Regions from separate parts of the Homo sapiens genome. Here regions 2 and 3 are each linked to region 1. Evidence: read pairs that join two places in POLR2A ChIA-PET (ENCODE). Cell type or tissue: MCF 10A. All regions are shown on one strand. Each heading gives the region's core, and the rest is flanking DNA. Links, peaks and the distances in the headings are about the cores only.

Region 1 (5,248 bases), core at 1,585-4,084:
ATAGGGTTTCTGTGAGAATTAAAATAATTCATATATGTAAAGCACTTTGGAAAACGATCTGCATATACTCTGCACATAATAAATGTTATTATGATTATTAAGGAAGAAGGGAGATAGATGATAGCTAGAGGAAGAGTTGGAGTTGATTTGTTTATTGTTTGGTTGTTTGGTTTTGGGGGCAAGAAGGAATGAGAGAGGTTCTTCCCATTAATAACTGAGGAAAAGTAACTAGGTTTGAACCTGAGACTTTAGCCTCCATAATGGAAAAACTTCTTTAGAACTCTCCGGGCCTTCTAATCCTGGTTTACTATTAACTCTGCAGGACACAGTGTTCAAGTTATCTTCCATTCCATTTCCTATGGAAAGAAAGAATATTTCTGGCCAGGCGCGGTGGTTCACACCTGTAATCCCAGCACTTTGGGAGGCCGAGGCAGGCGGATCACTTAGGTCAGGAGTTCGAGACCAGCCTGGCCAACATGGTGAAACCCCATCTCTACTAAAAATACAAAAATTAGCCGGGCATGGTGGCGCGCACTTGTAATCACAGCTACTCGGGAGTCTGAGGGAGGAGAATCACTTGAACCTGGGAGGTAGAGGTTGCAGTGAGCCGAGATCGCACCACTGCATCCACCTGGGTGACAGAGCAAGACTCTGTCTCAAAAAAAAAAAAAAAAAAAAAAAAGTACCTATTTACTTACCTGCCAGAGTTATTGTAACACTAATACTGAATTTTTGGTAGTGTTTCTCATTCTTGAACTTTTCCTTTTTTCTTAAATCTTCTATAACTCCTGTAGACCTAGTCTATAAGTTCCCTCCTCTAGGTCCCCAAGAAAATCTTCTCTGTCCCTCCTCTAGGTTCCCATACAAACCTTGTACATATCTCAGTGATAGCATTTGTCACATTGTTGCTGGCATGATGTCTTCTCTACCAGTCTGTGAACTTCCATGTCTTGTTTATCTTTCAATCCCTTGCAAAGTCGGCTTAGTATCCAACGTATTGTGAGCTCACAACAAATGTTAGGTTGCACTGAATGTTAGAAATTGCCGAAGTAGATATGGTTCATATTAGTGAAGCTCTACTGCTGGAGCATCACAAAAATATTTTGATTGGGAGGCCAAGGTGGGTGGATCACGAGGTCAGGAGATCGAGACCATCCTGGCTAACATGGTGAAACCCCGTCTCTATTAAAAATACAAAAAATTAGCCGGGCGTGGTGGTGGGCACCTGTAATCCCAGCTACTCAGGAGGCTGAGGTAGGAGAATGGCATGAACCCAGGAGGTGGAGCTTGCAGTGAGCCAAGATTGCGCCACTGCACTCCAGCCTGGGCGACAGAGCGAGACTCCCGTCTCAAAAAAAAAAAAAAAAAACAAAAAAAAACTTTTTGAGATAATTGTTCCTTTTTTCCTAATTACTTAATTCTTTAATGTTAGAAAGGTGAAAGTCCCTCTTTTGACTATGGCTGAAGTTGAGTCAGGATGGAGTATTGTTCAAATAACTTTTAATTTTAATTTATTATCATTAATTCTGAAATCCTAACTTAGCCCTTGTCATTTAAAAGAATCATTTTTGAAAAGAGTAAAAATTTACTAGGTAAATGTCTAACGCCAGGCTAGTTCATTATTTTATTGAATGTTTGCCAGCACTAAATCAGAAATATCTAGATCCTTTTTGTTCTCATTTGTTCCAGTCTGCTACTGCCAACCTTTCCAGAAAAGAAATTGTCTATCACTTGATGAAGGCTTATTTTGTGGGTCACTGTACATGGGCCAGTGAAAAGTTTGTCAACCTTAGACGTAGTCCAAACAACTGTTTCTTTACCATCCTATCCTCCAGTTTTTCCTAAAAATACATGTACATTCAACCTATCCAAAACTGTGGCTTTATATGTATGTTTATATACTTTGTCTGTTAATACAATAGTAGTCCTTGAGAGTCTTATGTGTGTAAATATTTGTAACATGTCCTATTCTCCTTTCTCTGTTGAAGCGCTCTCCATCCTGTACTCCAGCTAGCAAAGGCAGACGTGTAAGAGACTTTTGCACTTTATGTACCCATCCTGAGGCCTTTTACCCCTCTCTCATCCTTTTGCCTGTGATTGCGGAACCTGTTAATGTTTTTGTGGTATATTATTACATCTATTGCATGCTTTGTGCTGCTGCTCCTGCTGTTGCTGTGCTGCTTTTATGTTTTTGTTTATGTTTTTTTTTTGGCTTTGGCCGCAAAGCTTTAGGAATGTTCATATAAATCACTATAACCAAACTACTAAAATGATATCTTTTTTAGTTTGATCAAGGGGAAAAGTGATCCTAAAGTATGCCTTCTAAGTAGTCAAAGTACATGAGCTCCTAAGAATCTTTTGTAAGCAAGTATGTAGATTGTTTCTTAGAGATTTTAATTATGTAGAAAGAAAACTTGATCATTCATGTTGTACAACATTCAAAAATGATTTGGAACAAATTATACATCTTATTGACTATAATTTATGTAAATCAGTTCTAGAGAAATCTTGTTTTTTTTTTTTTAATGTAGTTCAGAGGAATCTCCCAAACTAATTATCTAGATCTGAGGAAATAATGTTAATAATAAAGCCTTTCTATTCTAAGATAATTCCAAGATTTAAAAAATATCAGTAACATTATTTATATATGTATTATTAACAAACTGTAAATATCTTCCTATACTAATCCTAGCTCTGTGTTTCTCAACTTGAAATGAGTCAGCCACTACCTCTGTGCTACAAGATTCTGACATGCCCAGAGATGGAATTTTTCTAAACCAGCCACATCCCAACACTAGTCATAAACACACATACATACTCCCTATTTGAAAAGCGACAGGGTAGCTGACAGTGTTGGGATTTTCATATACTATGTAAAATAGTAACATTCAAAAGGAAAGTCAGTGATGGATACAAATTCGTAATGTTCACCAGTCATCTCCGTGGAGACTGATCAACACTTTACATTCCGAATTCTTAGACTCGGAAAGTTCTAGATGAGGGAATTCTGTGGTTTGTGGTAGGCATGGGAAGCAGTAGGGGTGGCCTGCTGCTTCCTGTGGTCCTGTCTTTCTGGTATGTTGGAGGGTTGGTTGTAAAATAAACATGAATAACTCTAATATAGCATATATAATATTTTCGGATTACAGCTTAATAATGAATAAGCATTTCAGATACCTGTACTATGGCCAGTAGAACTGCATTCAAGTGATATCTCATTAATTATTGTGTTTATGAAAGATTACTAGTTCAACTGATTGCTTGATTATTTTGAAACTTGTAGAGACTTAAAACCATTAGATATTTGGATTTATCAAATGAATCTGAATATATGTTGATTACATTACATAACCTCTAGAAGGGAAAACCAATATGTTGTGTGCCCAGTTATATTAGGGTCAAATCACCAGCCCGTGAATTGACTAAATTTTTAACTACTTGCTGTTTTTTCAATAAGGTTATAATTTAGGATTTGTTTCTCTCATTTTATTATGGATTAATTATGTCTCACTTGCCTTGCAGACTTTCTGGGGCCTTGGACACCTAGAACATTTTTTGTGAATCTTGAAATAAGAAAAAAATTTTGGAGGGAAATAGCTGTTATAAGGTCTCTCCTTAATTCTATGTCTTTATTCTATGAGATATGAATAAACTATAATTAACCATAATCTATTGACTTATTATTACATATGATTATTTTAAACGTAGATATAATAGGCTTGGTTATCTGCTTTCCTGGCCTCCTTCAATTTTTCTTTGGTTAAGTATCTCACAAAAAAAGTCAGCCACTGAAAAGTAATAGTGCCTGTGAAGATGCTTGAAGAATTACAAATTACTCAGCTGTTAAATAGAAGCATCTCAGTGGTATAGTGTAGAACCTCAGTGTTCCCTGGGACATCAGTGTATTTCAGTAGGACACATGCAGTTACCATTCTTAACAATGGCCTCTGTTGTAACAGTAGCATAAGATTTTATGTTATATACCATGTTTTTAGACAAGAAAATATGCAGTATTTTAATAAATTTAAAATTAACTATGAAATGTCATATGAATGAGGTAGTATTACAAAATAATGTTTCTTGCATTCTTGTTTCTAGTATGCTATTAAACCTCATTTACAGTTTGAATGATTTTCTTTATAAATAGTATTAAGTATAGTAGAAGAAAAAGTTTTTATTGATAGTATTGTTAATGTCCAAATACAAATGATGAGAGAGATTTCCACAGTGCTTTCATTAATAGTGAGAAACACTGAATGTATTATTTCAGATTGTTCATTTAGAGTTTGGAGCAGAGATTTTATAGCCCACGTATGGCTTAACTTTCTCTTATGTTTTCTTAGAATATGTGTAAATTCTCCAGACTAGATATTCCAATCAGTATATTGAAAATAACTTGAGAATAAATTTTCTTAAAGGGAAACAAGGTGCATTATGTATAACTAGTAAGCTTACCCTTACTGGTCACAACCTTTAGTCATTTGTTAGGATTTGTTCTAGCGCAATAAAATGTATTTACTGTTTTCCAAATGATATAGTACTTCTGTAATACTGTTTTTGTATCATAAGTTCAATTAACAGAAATAAATATATCACTAAAAGATTTGAGTTTATACTTGTTCTCAATACAAAATATTAAATTACCTTCTACTTTGTTTTCAAAATACTTCTAGCTAGAGGATAAAGAAAATTGATAGAAACTGGATTTTGGCCAGGCATGGTAGCTCACGCCTGTAATCCCAGCACTTTGGGAGGCCAAGGCGGGAGAATCGCTTGAGCCCAGGGTTTGAGACCATCCTGGGCAACATAGGGAGACCCTGCCTCTACAAAAAAATTTTTTAAAAATTAGCCAGGCATAGTGGCACATGCCTGTGTTCACAGCTACTCTAGAGGCTGAGGTAGGAGGATCAGTTCGGCTCAAGAATTCAAGGCTGTAGTGACCCGTGATTGTGCCACTGCCCTACATCCCAGGGCAAGAGAGAAAGACCTTGTCTCAAAAAAAAAAAAGAAAAGAAAAGAAAAGAAACTGGGACTTTTTAACTTACAGTTTATGTTTACCAATAACAAACAACTTGTTAGATGCAAGCTAGTTTTTAGTAGGTTGACCATATATAATCCATATCACATCTTGGTGTTTTTTACTTTGAAGCAAGGTTTCTTATGAGAGGGGTTGTTACTTGTGCAAATCTGTAATTATTTAGGCAGTAGAAAAGGCCTGTTGATACATATTCAAGATGAGTGGTTTTAG
Region 2 (5,248 bases), core at 1,280-3,779, 54 kb before region 1:
AGAGCAAGCTTCTGTGTATGAAGCTTTTCAGATCGTCTTTATATTCACTATTTTTTTTTTTTTGCCTACCTGGTTTATCTATTAATGACTAAGAAATTAAAATTTTTCATTATAGTGATGTTTACCAATTTTTCTCTGAAGTTCTAACAGTTTCTTTTTAATGATTTTGAGACTCTCTTATAGAAGGCACAAAAGTTTAGGATAATATTTCTTCTTAGTGTATTGAATTTTATCATTATGTAGTGATATTCCTTATCCTTAGTAATACTTTTTCTACTGAAGTCAAGATTTCATTTCTTAATCCAGTATAATAGATGGCCTTTAACTGGTTACTAATGTATATGGATGTGTTTCTACTATCTTTTTTTCTGTTTGTCATGATTTTTGCATGCTGCTTTTTATTTCCTTTCTTCCCTTCTCAAAAGTTTTTAACTGTGGTAAAATACGTATAACATAAAATTACCATCTAAACAATTTTCAAGTGCACAGTTAAGTAATGTTAAGTGTATTTACATTCTTGTGCAGCAGTCTCCAGAACTCTTTTTGTTTGCAAAATCATTTCTTCTTCACTGAAATTTGTTGTTGTTGTTGTTGACATTTTAGTTTACTCTCTAGTCTTTTGGTGGTTACTCTTGGCTTCTACCATGTGTATTAACCAAGTTTAAGTTTAAGTTAAATATCCTAAAACTATTTCCCACAAACAATTTAAAGACGTTTAATTTTACAGATTGAGTATCCCTTATCTGAAATGCTTGGGACCAGCATTTGGATTTTGGAATATTTGCATTATACCAATTGAGTATTTCTAACCTGAAAATCCAAAATCTGAAATGCTCCAGTGAGCATTTCCTTTGAACATCATGTTGGCACTCAAAATGTTTTGGATTTTGAAACATTTCAGATTTCAAATTTTTTGGATTATTCAAGCTGTATTACCTCTTTACAGCTTTATGTGTTGTTATTGGCCAGTATTTTAGCTGTTATCTTTTGTTTACTGTACAAAGTTAACATTTTTATAGTATAATCTTATATACACATTTGTTTACATTCACATTCATGTTAACCATTTTATTAGCTCTTCATTTCTCTTGCATTAGATCTCTAAAATCTTTTTTTTTTTTTTCCTGAAATAAAGCTTTACTGGTTCCTTTAGTGCAGATCTGATTATGGTAAGCTCTGTCAGTTTTGTTTATATGAAGCCTCAGACTTGAAAAGTAATTTTTGGGGTATATAATTTTAATTATCTTCTCATATCTTTGAAAATATTTTACCCTGTTTCTGTTGCTGTTGTTACTTCTTCAGTGTCTGTTCTTAGTCTAATTTTCCTCCTCCCCGCCTTATTTGAGGATGGGGAATAGGTGATTTGTCTTTCTTTCCCTCTGATTTCTTTACGGTCTTTTATTTCTCTTTGGTATTACCCAGCGTCATTTTTTGAACACTTCTGGTTTGGGTTTTCTAAATTTTTTCTTGATTCATAAATGTAGAGCTTCCTGTGGTGATGGATGCATGTCTTTAATTTTAACATTTATATTTTTTCACTTCTTTTCTTTTCTTTTTTTTTGAGTTGGAGTCTCACTGTATTGCCCAAGCTAGAGTGCAATGGAGTGATCTCAGCTCCCTGCAGCCTCAGCCTCCCAGGCTCAAGTCATCTTCCCACCTTAGTAGCTACGACTATAGGTGCATACCACCATACCTGGCCTTTTTTTTTTTTTTTACATTGTTATTTTTTGTAGAGATAAGGTCTCACAATGTCGCCTAGGCTGATCTTGAACTCCTTGGCTCAAGCAATCCTCCTGCCTCAGCCTCCCAAAGTGCTGGGATTATAGATGAGAGCAACTGTGCCTGGCCTTATGTTTTCTATTTCTAAATGTTCCATACAGTTCTTCTATAAATCTGCTTGGTCATTTTTAATAGCCTTTTGTCATTTTTTTGTTTTTATTATTTCATCCTTTATTCCTTGAAATATTTCATATGTAGCAATTTTGTGTTGATATCTAATGATTTTAATACCAAGATACCTTTGATGTTTATTTTTATTGTTTTTGTTGTTTGATTGTGGTGCTTTGTTCTTTGAGTATTTTGGAATCTGTGGTTGTGAGCTCATTCTTGTTTGTTCTTAATATGTGAAAAATTCAGATTTCATTGCACTTCTTTCCCCCAAAGAAAATTTGCATTTCCTTTTGCTGGGAGGCAGGTAGTGGTACTGCCCTGAGTCCACTTTAGCTCTCCTCTAAGTTTCTCATTTTAATTAGGGAGTCTCCGGTTTAGTTTCTATCTCCTTGCTTCTGGCTTGAGGCGTAGCCTCCATGTCAAGGGCAACACTTGTTTTTTATGAAAACAACCTCACACATATTTATTAAATTTCACAAATATTTATTTTGACCATCATATCGTTTATTCCTAAACTTTTTCCTCATTTGTGGAAACTAAGGTACTATAAGGTTAAATCAGCAGCTCCTGTGCATTTACTGTATTAGCATAAGGAATTGAGACTATATCAGGACACCATGCCGTTAATATCTGTTCAGAAGTAGTTTATTTCTTTTAATTTGTCCTAAGGTGAATAATTTTGGCTCTTCTTGACTTAATGATAGCTATTCTGATGGCCAAATTTGGTCTCTAGGTTGCAGAATTGGTAACTTATATTCTTTTTACAAAACTGTAGGAACTAGTCCAGGCTAGTGAGCGATTAAAAAACCAATCCAAAGAGCTGAAAGACGCACACTGTCAGAGGAAACTGGCCATGCAGGAATTCATGGAGATCAATGAGCGGCTAACAGAATTGCACACCCAAAAACAGAAACTTGCTCGCCATGTCCGAGATAAGGAAGAAGAGGTGGACCTGGTGATGCAAAAAGTTGAAAGCTTAAGGCAAGAACTGCGCAGAACAGAAAGAGCCAAAAAAGAGGTTAGTAGTCAGGCAAATTTTGTAGTGCCCATGGGATAGTGATTAAAGCTGCTTTTTGAGACTAGTAATATAATATATAATTTTTAAAATATTTCTAAAGTTATTTTTATAGTTCATTAATATTATTTAATATGGATTTAAACATTTGAATTATCTTCCTGTTACAAGGTAAATTCTCATTGGGATAAATGTTTTGTTTGGAAAAAAATTATAACCGTGAAATCTGCATTTTTCATTCTGTTTTAAAGCTGGAAGTTCATACAGAAGCTCTAGCTGCTGAAGCATCTAAAGACAGGAAGCTACGTGAACAGAGTGAGCACTATTCTAAGCAACTGGAAAATGAATTGGAGGGACTGAAGGTATCTTTTGACTTCACATTTATGAAGCTTAATTGATTTTCTTCTCTTTAGGCTTGTTAGGAGTGTTAGCTTGTATACTGTATTCGGTGTGCAGTGAAAACTAGCCTTTCTTCAAACCTACTATTCATAATTCTCGTTCTTACCAGTAGGAAGCTAATACAGATTTCTTAATTATGCTGAAGAAAATGGAGGACTATGTTTAGTGGGAAATATGAATCTATCAGGAGGGAGTTAGAATGTTTATGCAGACCTACACAAGATGTACTGGTAATCTGCATGGGAGTCATGGTTAGATATCCAGACCCTCTATATATCTCATAAATGACTCAGGAGAAGCTCAGGGGTAGCTTTGCAGACACTTGTGTCTGTTAGGATAAGATGATAATGGGCATAGTCTAAAACATCTCAGCAGAAGGTGCTTTGCAAGGGAAATTCTTGAGCCGTTCTGGAGTTAGACTACCTATTCTTAACTTCTTGCTTTCACCAGTTACTTGCTGTGTAACATGTAACATTGGACAGAACATTATGGGGCCGGGCACAGTGGCTCACGCCTGTAATCCCAACACTTTGGGAGGCCGGGATGGGCAGATCACTTGAGGTCAGGAGTTCGAGACCAGCCTGACCAACATGGCGAAACCCCATCTCTACTAAAAATACAAAATTAGCCAGGCATGGTGCGCACGCCTGTAATCCCAGCTACTGAGGAGGCTGAGGCAGGAGAATTGCTTGAACCCGGGAGGTGGAGGTTGCAGTGAGCCTAGATCGCACTATTGCACTCCAGCCTGGGCAAGAGCGAAACTCCGTCTTAAACAAAACAAAACAACATTTAACCTCATTATACTTTAATTTTCTCCTCTATAAAACTATTTCATGTCACGAGTACATACATACATTTGTAAGCTGACACATTATAAGTGTTCAGTAACTGTTAGTATAATAGTATTATGTATATTACAGTGAGTGAATTAAGATCAAATTGACGTGATATTTTTACCATACTAAGTAATAGTCTGAGTGTGGTATCTGCCTTTTATCTTTTTTGACTGGAAACTTTTTCCATCCTGTTTTCTCTGCTATATCTGTCAGCCCCCATTTCACCTACTTCTTTTAGGACCATGCTTAGTCTAGTGTCTAATTATCCATAACATGTAAGAATCATACTCCTTAAAATCTACATACTCCTGTACTGCTTCTTGGAATTCTGTTAATACCTGTAGCTTAGCTCTTATTGTAATTATTTATTTGCAAATCTGTATATTTCCAACTAAACTGTGACCTAGCTTATTGAAAACACAGACAGTTATATTGTTAATTTGGCCCTGGCAAAGGACCAGATATTGAATACTTGTTTAATAAACCTGTTAAGTTAATGAATGAATCATGTGGTAGAATTGGTCAGAGCTTACTTTGTCTGACAATTGAATTTCAGTGGTTGCAAGTCAAATTCCTTTGCTGTAAATAGAAATATAAACTCTTGATTTTATTCTTGTTTTTGTTTTGGGAGTTTTAGTTCATCATGAATTCATAGTCCTGGTTAGCTTTACGAAGTAGAGATGTGTCTTCTATATACCTCTAGAGCAGGATTAGTATGTAGAAGTAATTACATCACCATCCCAGATACTTTTCAGTCAGGGCCTGCTTTGTTTCCAGCACTATTCTGGGTGCTTTGGATGATAAGAATAATAAAGTACAAACTGGAAGAAATCTTAGGCATTATTTTTATTTGAGAAAATTGAGGGTCAGAAGAGTTAAATATTTTAGAGTCATAAGTGATAGAGTACAATGTAAACCCAGGTTTTCTAACTTTCATTCACATGATTTATCTAATGGTTTGCTTTTTATTTTTTTCTACAATAAACATTACTTCATTGGAGACTCTGTATCATGTTTACCTACTTGCCAAACACATCTCTGTGTCATTTAGAAATTTGAGATAATATAACACCTACCTAGTAAATAAGTTAATGCATTTAACATGTAT
Region 3 (5,248 bases), core at 1,280-3,779, 76 kb before region 1:
TCTTCAACTCCTCACCAGAACTTATCGTCCGCGTTTTTCACTTGTAGCCATTCTGGTAGAAGTATAGTGATGTTCTGCCATGATTTTAATTTGCATTTCCCTGATGAATAATGAGGTTGAATATCTTTTCATGTATTTACTATCCATTTGGATATCTAGTCTTGTGAAGTTTTGGTTCGAGGTTCTTGCCCATTTTTCTATTAGGTCTTTATATATCTTTTTCTTAATAATTTGTATGTTACTACTTCACAAACAACGTAGAAACCTTTAGACAACTCCTTGTATGACTGTTGTTACATAGTTTACTTTAATCTGTGTTATAAATCTTTTAATACACTTTTACTCCATTGTTGCTTTATGTTTTCTTTACTCATTAATTTTAAGTATCTTTTTATTTACCCATATATTTACCCGTTTGGTGCTTTTTATTTCTCCCTAGTGATCCATGTTTCTATCTGGAATCATTTTTCTTTAGCCTAAAAAACTTCCTTTATTGTTTTCTTGTAATGTGAATGTGTTGTGACAAATTCTTGATAGGATTTTGTTGATCTGAAAATGTCTTTATTTTTACCTTCATTTTTGAAGAATACTTGTGCTGGGTTAGAATTCTAGCTTGGCAGCTTTTTCTTTCAGAGCTCTACTGTATTATTTCATTGTTTTCTATAATAACTTCCATAATATTTCTTGAGAAGCCAGCTGTTAATCTTAAGCTCTTGAATGTAATGTGTATGTTTTCCCTTCTGGCTGCTTTCAGTATTATGTCCTTAACTTCAATTTCAAATAGTTGGACTGTGATTCACGTACGTGTCGCTTTCTTTATGTGAACAGAAAATCCTGGTTGAGATTCATTGAGCTTTTGCAATTTTCTTTGATGTCTTTTATCAGTTTTGCAAAATTCTAAGCCATAATCTCTGTAGATATTATTTTGCCTCATGCACTTTCTCCTCTCCTTCTGGGACTGTAATTGTGTATATGTTAGATGGTATCTCACATTTCCTTTATGCTCTGTTCTGTTCCTTCCGTTCTTTCTGTTTTTTGTGTGCTTCATTAAGATATTTTCTATTGATCTGCCTTCAGGTTCACTAGTTCTGGCTTCTGCTTTATCCATTTTGCTGTTAAGTCCATCTAATTAGTCTTAATTTCAGATATTGTCTTTTTTAGTTAAGGATTATTCATTTGATTCTCTCAGTTTCAGTTTTCTGTTGAAATTTCCCCATATTTTTATGTATTTTTTTCTCTGTTTTCTTTAACATTTTAATATTTTGAGGTCCTTATCTGTTACTTTCAACAACTGAATCTTCTGCGAGCCTGCCTTTCTGTTTTTTTCTTTCATTTGTCATGCTTTTCTGCTTTTCCAAATGTCTCATGTGAAAGATGTCATGAATAAAAATAACACAGAGAAGGAAGTTTATATTATTTTTGCCCCAGAGAGGTTTCTCCCTTTTCATTCCATCAAGAATTGAGCTTGGACAAGACTAAATTGCTTTTTTTTTTTTTTTTTTTTTTTTTTTTTTTTTTTTTTTTTTTTTTTGGGAGACAGAGTCTCGCTCTGTCGCCCAGGCTGGAGTGCAGTGGTGTGATCTCGGTTCACTGCAACCTCCGCCTCCCAGGTTCAAGCAATTCTCCTGCCTCAGCCTCCTGAGTAACTGGGACTACAGGCACGTGCCACCATGCCTGGCTAATTTTTTGTATTTTTAGTAGAGACAAGGTTTCACCATGTAAGCCAGGATAGTCTCGATCTCCTGACCTCGTGATCCGCCCGTCTCAGCCTCCCTAAGTGCTGGGATTACAGGCAAGAGCCACTGTGCCTGCCCCTAAATTGCATTTTTAATTAGACTCAACCCTACCTTTGATTTCAAATGCCCAGAATCGGGAGCTGGATAGAGCCTAGTTGGGCCTCTTTCTCCTTCACTTCCTAAACTATGGGAGATTTATTCTGTTCTTCAGCCTTCTGCCCTATACCATTTCCAAATTTGGTGTCTTGATGAAGAGACTGGCCATGTATTTGAAGCAGATTCTCTTCCTCAAGCAGCTCTTTGTCTCTGAAATAATTCTGTACTATCGGAGATTTCTGTCTGACTTTTCAAAGCTCCCTAACTTCCCATGCAGCCCCCAAGTACATCAATTAAAATATACCATGGGAATAAAAGCACCATATGCTTAGGGACTTTGAGATTTCCAAATTGTTGCACCATCCCCACACATCCTCCAGAAGCTTCAGTGGTTTTTCTTTCCAGCATGTTATCTCTCAATTTAAAGGCCAGGCTTGACCTAAGTACACTCACAGAAATGGATAAGGCTTCCAGGTAAGAAGCAGTTGTAATAGCCTCTTCACCTCAGAATGCCTCACTTCCCTGGCTCACTTTCCCAACTCCAACTGAAAAAGCAAAGAGAACTAAGTAAAATAAACCAAAGATGTTTTTAAAAATAAGATTTTCTCAAATTATGTATTGAATTTTTACTTTCTACGGCAGGAGAAACAAAGCAGTGACCTGTTGCTTCCTAGTCCATCCCCTTATGACTAAGAATTTCCTATGTTTTGGGTTTTTTTTAAATGTTTTGAATTCTTTAATTTGTTCTTGGTATTTTTACATGTGTAGTATCGTTTGCACAGAGCAAAGTGAACAAAAATGTAAGATCATTGCCTTTTGGTATGAATACTTGTTTCATAGCAGTGACATAGATTAACATTTAAACTGATTCATTCATTTATTAGCTGTTTATTGAGTATCAAACAGCCCAGGAGCTGTACTGCCCATGACCAGGAATGTAATAAAAAGCAGATAAAGGCAAAAATACCTCCCCTTGTTATGTTTGCATTCTGTTTTGAGGAGACAGACAATAAATCACATACAAAGTAGGGTCATCCACTGAGAGTTAGGAAGGTAGAGGAGATATTAGATATTTGACAAGAAAAAGAGAAAATGTGAAATGGTCAGTATGGAGACGAAAAGAGTAAATGAGCTAGGGAAATAGTTTAGGATCGCCAGATATTTCCAAGTTATTTAAGTTCAGTAATCATGAGTTTTAAATGACTGTGTATTTTTTTCAGCCATTTTCAGCTACTTGGGTAAAATCATACAGTAGGAGGAGAGTAGAAATTATCCAAGATAGAGGGCCTTCTAGAATAAGTACAATGGAGGAGAGAAGGGTAAAGAAATTGAAGGTATTTGCAAAACAGTGATGGACCAAAGAATCTAACCAGGGTAAGTAAGAAAGTAAAGAGGAAAAAAATGGAAAATGTTAGGAACACATTGATTGGCATTTCTGGTTGGAATGAAAAATTGTTGAAGTGGTCCCTAGAGTAGTAAGCTGTACAGATGAGAGAGATGATTTTGGAGGCCATGCAGTTATTGATAATGACAAAGTGTATAGTTGAATTTCTTTTTTATTTATTTATTTATTTATTTATTCATTTATTTTTTTATTGATCATTCTTGGGTGTTTCTCGCAGAGGGGGATTGGGCAGGGTCATAGGACAATAGTGGAGGGAATGTCAGCAGATAAACAAGTGAACAAAGGTCTCTGGTTTTCCTAGGCAGAGGACCCTGCGGCCTTCCGCAGTGTTTGTGTCCCTGGGTACTTAAGATTAGGGAGTGGTGATGACTCTCAACGAGCATGCTGCCTTCAAGCATCTGTTTAACAAAGCACATCTTGCACCGCCCTTAATCCATTTAACCCTGAGTGGACACAGCACATGTTTCAGAGAGCACAGGGTTGGGGGTAAGGTCACAGATCAATAGGATCCCAAGGCAGAAGAATTTTTCTTAGTACAGAACAAAATGAAAAGTCTCCCATGTCTACTTCTCTCTGCACAGACACGGCAACCATCCGATTTCTCAATCTTTTCCCCACCCTTCCCCCCTTTCTATTCCACAAAACCGCCATTGTCATCATGGCCCGTTCTCAATGAGCTGTTGGGTACACCTCCCAGATGGGGTCGTGGCCGGGCAGAGGGGCTCCTCACTTCCCAGTAGGGGCGGCCGGGCAGAAGCGCCCCTCACCTCCCGGATGGGGCAGCTGGCCAGGCGGGGGGCTGTCCGCCCCCACCTCCTCCCGGACTGGGCGGCTGGCCGGGCAGAGGGGCTCCTCACTTCCCAGTAGGGGCGGCCGGGCAGAGGCGCCCCTCACCTCCCAGACGGGGCAGCTGGCCGGGCGGGGGGCTGACCCCCCCACCTCCCTCCCAGACGGGGCAGCCGGCCAGGCAGAGGGGTTCCTCAGTTCCCAGTAGGGGTGGCCGGGCAGAGGTGCCCCTCGCCTCCCGGACAGGGCGGCTGGCCGGGCGGGGGGCTGACCCCCCCACCTCCCTCCCGGACGGGGCGGCTGGCCTGGTGGGGGCTGACCCCCACCTCCCTCCCGGACGGGGTGGCTGCCGGGCGGAGATGCTCCTCACTTCCCAGACGGGGTGGCTGCCGGACGGCGGGGCTCCTCACTTCTCAGACAGGGCGGCTGCCGGGCGGAGGGGCTCCTCACCTCTCAGTCGGGGCGGTTGCCAGGCAGAGGGTCTCCTCACTTCTCAGACGGGGCGGCCGGGCAGAGACGCTCCTCACCTCCCAGACGGGGTTGCGGCCGGGCAGAGGCGCTCCTCACATCCCAGACGGGGCGGCGGGGCAGAGGCGCTCTCCACATCCCAGACGATGGGCGGGCGGGCAGAGACGCTCCTCACTTCCTAGATGGGATGGTGGTGGGGAAGAGGCGCTCCTCACTTCCTAGATGGGATGGCGGCCGGGCAGAGACGATCCTCACTTTCCAGACTGGGCAGCCAGGCAGAGGGGCTCCTCACATCCCAGACGATGGGCGGCCAGGCAGAGACGCTCCTCACTTCCCAGACGGGGTGGCAGCCAGGCAGAGGCTGCAATCTCGGCTCTTTGGGAGGCCAAGGCAGGCGGCTGGGAGGTAGATGTTGTAGCGAGCCGAGATCACGCCACTGCACTCCAGCCTGGGCACCATTGAGCACTGAGTGAACGAGACTCCGTCTGCAATCCCGGCACCTCGGGAGGCCGAGGCTGGCGGATCACTCGCGGTTAGGAGCTGGAGACCAGCCCGGCCAACACAGCGAAACCCCGTCTCCACCAAAAAAATACGAAAACCAGTCAGGTGTGGCGGCGCGCCTGAGGCACTCGGCAGGCTGAGGCAGGAGAATCAGGCAGGGAGGTTGCAGTGAGCCGAGATGGTAGCAGTACTCTCCAGCTTTGGCTCGGCATCAGAGGGAGACCGTGGAAAGAGAGGGAGAGGAAGACCGTGGGGA

What was found. ChIA-PET counts read pairs that join two places held together with the same protein. Peaks named below come from ENCODE experiments on the same cell type or tissue, not always from the same donor. Only the 100,000 strongest peaks of a DNase experiment are listed, where the experiment ranks them.
Region 2: POLR2A ChIA-PET joins it to region 1 with 6 read pairs; 2 of 35 experiments call an interaction of 5 or more read pairs at or near these places.
Region 3: POLR2A ChIA-PET joins it to region 1 with 6 read pairs; 2 of 35 experiments call an interaction of 5 or more read pairs at or near these places.

What each region holds. Positions count from the first base shown.
Region 1 is chr1:227,056,152-227,061,399 of GRCh38, reverse strand. All of the region lies in intron 21 of CDC42BPA (CDC42 binding protein kinase alpha), which reads left to right. Among named protein-coding and RNA genes, the nearest start is that of COQ8A, 120 kb to the right of the region's middle. In MCF 10A, for the core only: no CTCF peak of the experiment used is centred there; a DNase peak (open chromatin) is centred at 2,749.
Region 2 is chr1:227,110,331-227,115,578 of GRCh38, reverse strand. CDC42BPA (CDC42 binding protein kinase alpha) reads left to right here. Exons shown (of 37, transcript NM_001394014.1): 13 at 2,666-2,908; 14 at 3,157-3,267. Among named protein-coding and RNA genes, the nearest start is that of COQ8A, 170 kb to the right of the region's middle. In MCF 10A, for the core only: no CTCF peak of the experiment used is centred there; no DNase peak of the experiment used is centred there.
Region 3 is chr1:227,132,139-227,137,386 of GRCh38, reverse strand. The region is part of intron 10 of CDC42BPA (CDC42 binding protein kinase alpha); the gene reads left to right. Among named protein-coding and RNA genes, the nearest start is that of CDC42BPA, 180 kb to the left of the region's middle. In MCF 10A, for the core only: no CTCF peak of the experiment used is centred there; no DNase peak of the experiment used is centred there.